Regions from separate parts of the Mus musculus genome. Here region 2 is linked to region 1. The links are chromatin loops, found by intact Hi-C in ENCODE. Cell type or tissue: left cerebral cortex. All regions are shown on one strand. Links, peaks and the distances in the headings refer to the core of each region. The heading gives the core; the rest is flanking DNA. Region 1 has its middle 2.5 kb from the start of Trim40. Region 2 holds the start of Olfr90 (olfactory receptor 90).

Region 1 (4,391 bases), core at 68-4,067:
AATTGTCCTTAATAGTCCCAGCTTCAACAGTGGCGGTACCTGGAGGATACCACAAGGTATATGTTACTCTTTTGGTAGTTGTGACCAAATACCTGTCAAGAAGTAAACCAAGGGAGGAAGGGTTTATCTGGGCTTATGTTTGAGGCTACTGTTCATCATGGTAGAGAAAGTGTGGAGACAGGAGTGACTGAAAGACCATAGGGTGGTTGTTCACATCTGGGTGGATCATGAATCTAAAAGAGATACCTGCTGGTGCTCAGCTGGCTTTCTCCCACTTCCCCCTTTAGATCCCAGCTCATGGAACAATACCACCCATTTGAAGGCAGGTCTTCCCTCCTCACTTAAGTCTGTCTGGAAATACCCTTATTGACATACCCAAAGGTGTTCTTCCCTGATGCCCTAGGTAGTTTTACTGCTCCTCTTATAAAGACTGCTGCCCATGCTGCATTGGGGGAGGCAGAGTGATATCTTCCCATCATTTTATGCCCTGTAAACTTAGCCTAATTTGGGTACTTCAAGCCTTTCGTTCAGAATCTGCAGTCCTGTGTGAGAAATGTCTAAGTTGTCTGAATACAAACAAAATGGATCTATGTTAACCTAACTGTGACTACAACAAGAAGCATTTCTTTCTCTTTTGTGTGTGTGTGTGTGTGTGTGTGTGTGTGTGTGTGTGTGTGTAGTCACAGTTGAGACGGGGTCTCATGTAGCCCAGGATAGCCTTGAGCTCTCTATGTAAGTGAGGATGATTTTTGATTTCTGATCCTCCTGCCTCCGCCTCTCAAGTTTTGAAATTACAGGAGTGAGCCACTAGTGCTGGGGGTTGAACCCAGGGTTTCATGTATGCCAGACAAGTACCCCACTTCTGAGCAACATCCTAAGCCTTATCACTCAGATTTTTTTTGAATTTGTATTGACAATTCTAAACTAATCCTCGTGATATTTTATCAGTTTTCATGTGCAGTGGTGATTGACACTTGGGATCATTACTGGCCCACCTTGGATTCTCTCTGATGGCCGTTGGTTCCTCCTCATCTCTGATTATGTTGGAATTTTCATTCTGGTGGGAGACCAGATGCTCTAAGGAGAGTCAGGGTATCCCTTCCTTTGGCTACCAGACTAATGGACACTGTACTGGCTGGTTTTGTGTGTCAACTTGACACAAACTGGAGTTATCACAGAGAAAGGAGCCTCCCTTGAGAAAATGCCTCCATGAGATCCAGCCGTAAGGCATTTTCTCAGTTTGTGTTCAAGGGTGGGAGGGCCCATTGCAGGTGATGCCACCCCTGGGCTGATAGTCTTGGGATCAATAAGAAAGCAAGAAGGGGAAGCAAGCTAGTAAGTAACACCCCTCCATAGCCTCTGCATCAGCTCCTGCTTCCTGGCCTACTTGAGTTCCAGTCCTTTGGTGGTGAACAGCAATGTGGAAATATAAACTGAATAAACCCTTTCCTCCCCAACTTGCTTCTTGGTCATGATGTTTTGTGCAGGAGTAGCAACCCTGACTGAGACAGTCCCTAAAGAATTTCTAGGAGCCTCCCATGGGAGGAGGGAAAGGAGAAGCCTCGTTCCAGTCAGAAAAGGAGGTCCCCGCAGCTAGACTCACTTCCTATTAAATTAGCATATGCGTATTCCCTGACCTTGCTCCTTTCAGCTATAGAATTATAAGACTGCTTCAGAAGAGGAGGGGAGTAAGAGTATTTCTTTCTCTTTTGGCCAAACTAAACAAAGCCACTCTTCTTTAAGAATTTCTGTTTCCTGGTTCCTTTTCCGATACAGGGAAACTATGTGGCTAGAGGATTTAATTAACCTCGGGACTTAATCACATTCTTTCCTTGTACAGTGAGGTGAACACAATAAAGCCAGGCTCAGAATTCACTCTCCTTCTTGTAGTTAACACCCATTAGTTAACTACTAGTTAATGGAGCCTTGAATCCACCACCACCCCAGCCCTAGCCCCACTTGATTCCTGTTTTAATCTCCTTATCAACTTTTTATATGAGCTTCCTTATATGTCATCTCATGAGCTCAAGTTCAGTGTTCCTTCTAAATTGTTCTAGTCAGAATTACGCTAAACTGTGCCCAAAATAGAGCCATGGCTCCTTCAGTCAAATGTTTTAGCATTGTGCCTTCACGGACAGTAGGTGGTGCTGCCTCCCAAGTTAGGACTTGGTTTCAGAATCTCTCCTTTAAGGGAATGGAAGCTGGGGCCACTGCCCTGTTCTCTCTCTCTCTCTCTCTCTCTCTCTCTCTCTCTCTCTCTCTCTCTGCCTCTCTCTCTCTCTCTCTCTCTGCCTCTCTCTCTCTCTCTCTCTCTGTATATGAACTTTGTGCATAATGTCCATGGATATCAGAAGAGAGTCTCAGATCCTATGTAACTGGAGTTATAGGCAATTGTGAGCCATGTGGGTGCTGGGAACCAAACCTGATTCCTCTGCAAGAGCAACGAGTGCTCCTAGGTTGAGCTATTCACCAGGTTCCCAAGCTATTTTTTTTTTTTTTTTAGAAATTATGGCGGAGACTGGAGAGATGGCTCAATAAACAAAAATGCTTGTCACACAAGTTTGATGACCTAGATGGATATGTTTCCATCCCTAGAACACATTTAAAAAGCTGGATGTGGTGGTGCATACATGCAATTCCAGAACTCCCAAGGCAAGATGGGAGACAGAAGCTTTCAGGAGCTAGCCTGGAGCACTCTGCACAACAAAGAAAGACAAGACAGGCCCTGGCTCAACCAGATGGAAAGTGAAAACAGACTCTTGAAGTTTGTCCCTATCCCATATAGGATATGATGGGGTCAGTGTACACACACACACAGTACACACACATGTACATACACACAGCAGAGCAGAAAAAATTTGGCTGTGAGGTCTGTACTGTATCCAGTTGGTAGAGTCTCTGCCTGGCAAACATGAAGTTTGATCTCCAGCAGTAATAAAGCTGAGCATGATGGATGAATAATTTTAATCCCACCACTTAGGAGGTGGATATCAGAGAATCAAAAGTTCAAGGTCACCCTCAACTATATATTGAGCTGGAGGCCAACCTGAGGCTGTACCAAGGAGGAGAGTGTATCTGTGAGAAAACCTATCCGCTCTGCAATTGTGTCCTTTGATAAGCCCCATCCTCTGTCCAAAATGTAAACACCAGCTCCGGGGAACTGCCAGCCACCATGTTGAATACCGAGCTACACAATCCAGAGAGCACTTAGGAAAACCACAGAAAGATATGAGGAAAACCACAGAAAGATATGAGGCTCTAAATTTGAGCATACAGATCTCGGAAAAAATGAGGTAGCTCTTGGGACTCAGGAGACATGGAGGGCTCTTGGCAGGAGCCCCTGAATTCTACCTGATGGCCTGGAGGGACAACCTCAAACATTCAGTAGAGGTCTCGAGTAGGGCAAAGCATGAGAAACCGAACTCAAGTTGAGGTGGCTTGTGCCTGTGATCCCAGACCAAGAAGGAATTAAAGACAGGAGTTCAAGATCATTCTAAGTTGTACCGTGAGTGGGAGGCCAGCCAGCCTGAGCTACACAGGTTGATCTCCAAAAGCAACAACAGCAATAATATTAAACCCAAATCAATCAGCGGATAGTAGAACATGCCTGTGATCTCATCATCCGGGAGACAGTCAGGAAGCTGTGGTCCAAAGCTGTGGTGGTCACAGTCTTTTTAAAGTGCACGAGAATAGATTGTAAGTGTTATCACTATAACAAAAACAAACAAAAATCTAATTAGCACAAAGTATATTGAGGTAATTAGTCATTCACTAGATAAATAATCCTTATTTACAGTCTTAGGAGACATCCAAAAAACACAGCAGATGGAGCAGTGTGGACATCTGGGCTATAGATGCTGTGAAGAGATATGTCTATCTCTACCTCTTGAGTGGAATGGGTAGGATCATCTGACTTGTTAGACACACCTGTGTCAACAAAAGCATACGGCTATGCTATTATACACTTCCTTGAAATAGAGCAATATATGAGCTTTCAAACTCACTGGGTCCAGAGAAGAAGCGAAAGGAGTTGGCAAGTGCAGGGAGTAAGTTAGGGGGAGGAGTTAGACAGAAGCAGGAGCTCGGCAAGAGCTGAGTTATGTCGTGGCTGTGTGTGGCATCCACAGCCAAGGTGCTCACTTTTGCACTGCGTTTTCTAAGGCCCTAGATGGGCATTCACTGTGTGTTCACACAGTCATCTGATTTTTGTAAAATTTGTTATATATATATATATATATATATATGTGTGTGTGTGTGTGTGTGTGTGTGTGTGTGTGACATTTATTTTATGTATGTGAGTACACTGTAGCTGTCTACAGACACACCAGAAGACACCCAGTGCTCTTTTATTTTGTTTTCGAGACAAGGTTTCTCTGTGTAGCCCTGGATGT
Region 2 (4,391 bases), core at 309-4,308, 190 kb after region 1:
AGGTGCACCATGATGCTGGCGGTGTAAACAAGTCCATATTTGGTGGAGACGTGCCCCTGCCGCCCTGATTGGCTGAAGCTGCATACCTGGTGAGGTGGCATGGCCTGCTGTGAGTGGTTGGGGGCTGAGAGTATATAAGCAGACCTCCCAGGGTGCCCTGGGTGCCCGGGGTTCCCGTAGCAGCATGGAGGTGTTCCTGCAATAAAGGCTGTTGAGAAGAATCTGACCGTGTTGTGTCTTCCTTGCCGGCCGAGGTGGGCGCAACAAACAGGAAAGCTAGGTAGATTAGAACCCTAGAGATCCTTCCACATACTTTGAGGAATAAAATTTCATGCCACGTTGTATCCACTTTCTTTGAAGTTCTGCTCATGCCTTGATATTGGTAGAACCAAGGCAGGAAGAAGTTGAGACAATTTTTGCTTTTTTTTTTTTTTTTTTTTTTTTTTTCACAAGGTCTTCCTAGGTAGCCCAGGCTGACCTCAGATTTATGGTGACTCCCTCCCCCGACTTCCTCAGCTTCCTAGTTCTCAGACCATCATAGATACTGGAACTCTAGCACATTCGAGGAAGGGCTGTCCTATTGGGGCAAACCTCCAGGCTCAACTTTCTTGTCAAAGTTGACTTCTGTCTCTAGTGGTCTCACAGGGTGCTTTGAAACACTTGAAAAACCTATAGGGAGGCTATAGGGTGGACATATGTCTAGTTAACATAGATTCTTCTTAAGTTTGAGGACAAATTGAGGCTTCTCATTTGAGCTAGGAGGGCTCTATTTATATTAAGGCAGGATTACTAACTGGATAGGTGCCAGTACTAGCTGAAAACTTTGAGAGATGGTTTTGAACTTTTAGTTTTTGCTTCTGAATAAAGCTTCATAATACTACAAGAATGAAGTGGAGGGGTGTACGTTACTTTAAACAGTACCTGGAACATCACAAGGCATTAGTATATCACACCAACTATAACGTTAATTACCCCCTAGCAGCTCTGACGTGTGCTTCTGTTTAGGGAGGAGACTTGGGTGAGGTTCCCCCCCCCCCTTTCGGCATATCGATGCAGTTCCAGATCTGCCCAGTAGATGGAAGCAAACTCTCAGGGCAGAAGTTGTTCTACCTCCTTTGAAGAGAAGCTATTCCTGTTTGTGATCTGGCTGTCTGGAATTGGTAAGGAGAAAACTGGCTGCATTTCAGGCTGCTTCCCAAGGCTCTTCCCCCAGCCCCGCCCCCCAGCATCAAGCTAATGATACCGGGACGTGTGTGTGTGTGTGTGTGTGTGTGTGTGTGTGTGTGTGTGTGGTGTTTTCTTTTTCTTCTTTTTTTTTTCCATTTTTTATTAGGTAAAATTTACATTTCCAATGCTATACCAAAAGTCCCCCATACCCGCCCACCCCCACTCCCCTACCCACCCACTCCCCCTTTTTGGCCCTGGCGTTCCCCTGTACTGGGGCATATAAAGTTTGCATGTCCAATGGGCCTCTCTTTCCAGTGATGGCCGACTAGGCCATCTTTTGATACATATGCAGCTAGAGTCAAGAGCTCTGGGGTACTGGTTAGTTCATAATGTTGTTCCATCTATAGGGTTGCAGATCCCTTTAGCTCCTTGGCTACTTTCTCTAGCTCCTCCATTGGGAGCCCTGTGATCCATCCATTAGCTGACTGTGGGCATCCACTTCTGTGTTCACTAGGCCCCGGCATAGTCTCACAAGAGACAGCTACATCTGGGTCCTTTCGATAAAATCTTGCTAGTGTATGCAATGGTGTCAGCGTTTGGATGCTGATTATGGGGTGGATCCCTGGATATGGCAGTCTCTACATGGTCCATCCTTTCATCTCAGCTCCAAACTTTGTCTCTGTAACTCCTTCCATGGGTGTTTTGTTCCCAATTCTAAGGAGGGGCATAGAGTGTGTGTGGTGTTTTCGAGACAGGGTTTCTCTGTATAGCCCTGGCAGTCCTGGAACTCACTTTGTAGACCAGGCTGGCCTCGAACTCAGAAATCCGCCTGCCTCTGCCTCCAGAGTGCTGGGATTAAAGGTGTGTGCCACCACGCCCAGCTGATACCGGGACATTTTTATTATTGGTATAGACACAGCAGCATGGATGTGACAAGTAGCTAGAGAGATGGCTCAGCATTTGTGTTCTTTCCAGGATCAGAGTTCAAGTTAGACACCCATGTCAGATAACTCAACTGTCTGTGACTCTAGTTTCAGGGGACCTCTTCTTGCTTCCTCAGACATCTGCACATATACACACACTCACACAGAGACATAACATAAAAATCAAACCTTGGGCCAGCGAGGTGTTTGAGCAGTTAAGAGCACTGGCTGCTCTTCCAGAGCTAGTGAGTTCAATTCCCAGCAATTACAGGGTGGCTCACAACCATCTGTAATGGGATCTGATGCCCTCTTGTGGTATGTCTGAAGACAGCTACATTGTACGCATAAAATCAATCTTTAAAAAAAAAAACAAAAATAAAATAAAACCTTAAAAAATAAATACGATACTTTATATTTACAGGGAAGGGAAAGGAATTAGAGATAAAGTCAATGAGATGAAGCGTATGAGGACGAGGATGAATTAATGAAAATACAGGTAGATTACATTTGATTCATGTGGTAAGGTTTTTGCATAGTTATACTCCTTTACTGAACCTCTCTTCTTTGTGTCTTACAGTCTGTCATCTACTACAGAGGCAGGATAGGTCTGAAGATGTTAGGGAGGAAAACTTAAGCCTACAAGGCATGCAGATTTCCCATTCAGCTTACTGAGAGTGTGTCAGCCGGGCTTCACTTCCTTCCAGAGCAGCCTCCTGAATGCCCTCTTTACTTCCTTGTTCCTTAGGGTATATATGAGAGGGTTAAGAGAAGGAGTTCCCACAGCATAGAAGAGACCAAAGAACTTGCCCCTCTCTCGAGCATAAGGATTCTTGGGCTGCAGATAAACAGCGATGACTGAGCTGTAGAAGAGAGTGACCACAATGAGGTGGGAAGAGCAGGTCCCAAAAGCTTTCCTGCGCCCCTTTGCAGAGCTTATCCTCAGCACTGCCCTGGCAATGGCACCATAAGAGACAAGGATGAGGCTCAGAGGTACAACCAAGATGAAGACACTGGCAATAGCCATTTGTATCTCATTATAGGTGGTGTCCCCACAGGACAGTCGAATCAAAGCAGGGACCTCACACACAAAGTCGTCAACCTGATGGTGGGGACAGAAGGGCAGGCGCAGAGTGGATGGCGTCTGAACTACTGACTCCACTAGGCCAATCGTCCAGGCCACAGCTGCCAGCTGGCAACACAGGCGAGGGTGGATGATGGTGGCATAGTGCAGGGGCTGGCACACAGCCACATAGCGGTCAAAGGCCATCACTGCTAGCAGGATGCACTCCGTCGTCCCCAGAGATAAGAAGATGAAGAGCTGGACAAAGCATCCCAGGAAGCTGATGGTCTTTTCGGGGCCCCAGAGGTTGAACAGCATCTGGGGGACACAGGTTGTGGTGAAGCAGAGGTCCAAGAAGGAGAGGTTAGAGAGGAAGAAGTACATTGGAGAGTGGAGCCTGGGATCCAGGGTGGACAGCAGGAGGATTAGTGTGTTTCCTAGGAGGGTGAGGAGGTAGGAGCACAAGACAACGACGAAGAGAACCTTTTCCAGTTGTGGGTGTTCAGAGAAGCCCAGCAGGAGGAAGCCCACGGGGGAGCTCTGGTTGACCATGGTCTCTGTATCTAGTTGGAGGGATGAGACTGTCAGCTTAGTGTGGTACAAAGGACCTGGTGAAAACTCACCCTGACTACTTCTCAGGACACACAAGGTAGACTGATGTTTCTCAGGCTCCCTTCTCCAGGCCCGTCACCTAAGGACTTTTCTTCCATTCTTCCTCCTGGTCAGATAGAGTCCACTAGCTGAGAGGAAACCAGGAGTGTGGTGGAGAACAGGTGGCTCCTCACACTGGGTTCCTGGGCAAAGGAGACTGATGTCAATAGCAGCAAAGCACTCTTTGCTTTCTTTGTGCAGTTTTCAGTGTGTTACCGTAGTGGCACCCAACTCATTCACGCACCAACTTCTGTTCTTACTAACTTTCTGTTTCTAATTTGCTTGTTCTCTTGGCAATTAACTCCTTCCTTTTCTCTGCCTCATTCTGAATATCTTTATGTGTTTCAAATACCTGTTTCTTTGCCCTTTTCTCTCTTTTGAGCTTTTCCATTTGGTATAATTTCTCCTAGTTTGTGTCATCCTGTTTTTCTTTTCTTTTCTTCTTGTCTTGTCTTTTCTTCCTCCCTCCCCCCTCTCTCTCTCTTTCTTTCTTTTTTTTTTTTGAGACAAGTTTTCTTTGTGTAGCCCTGACTATCCTGTAACTCACTCTGTAGGCCAGATTAACCTCATACCCAGAGATCTGCCTGCCT

Evidence for each region. Hi-C counts contacts between places; a loop is a spot of excess contacts. Peaks named below come from ENCODE experiments on the same cell type or tissue, not always from the same donor. Only the 100,000 strongest peaks of a DNase experiment are listed, where the experiment ranks them.
Region 2: a loop joins it to region 1, with 2.9 times the contacts of the local background. A loop is called at or near these places in 1 of 42 quality-filtered maps.

What each region holds. Positions count from the first base shown.
Region 1 is chr17:36,890,385-36,894,775 of GRCm38, forward strand. No RefSeq gene overlaps it. Among named protein-coding and RNA genes, the nearest start is that of Trim40, 2.5 kb to the left of the region's middle. In left cerebral cortex, for the core only: a CTCF peak has its summit at 2,133 (motif pointing right); a DNase peak (open chromatin) is centred at 2,130.
Region 2 is chr17:37,082,462-37,086,852 of GRCm38, forward strand. Olfr90 (olfactory receptor 90) reads right to left here and starts at 3,775. Exons shown (of 1, transcript NM_146477.2): 1 at 2,730-3,775. The coding sequence starts at 3,702. The coding sequence ends at 2,770. In left cerebral cortex, for the core only: CTCF peaks have their summits at 1,075 (motif pointing right) and 2,417 (motif pointing left); a DNase peak (open chromatin) is centred at 1,113.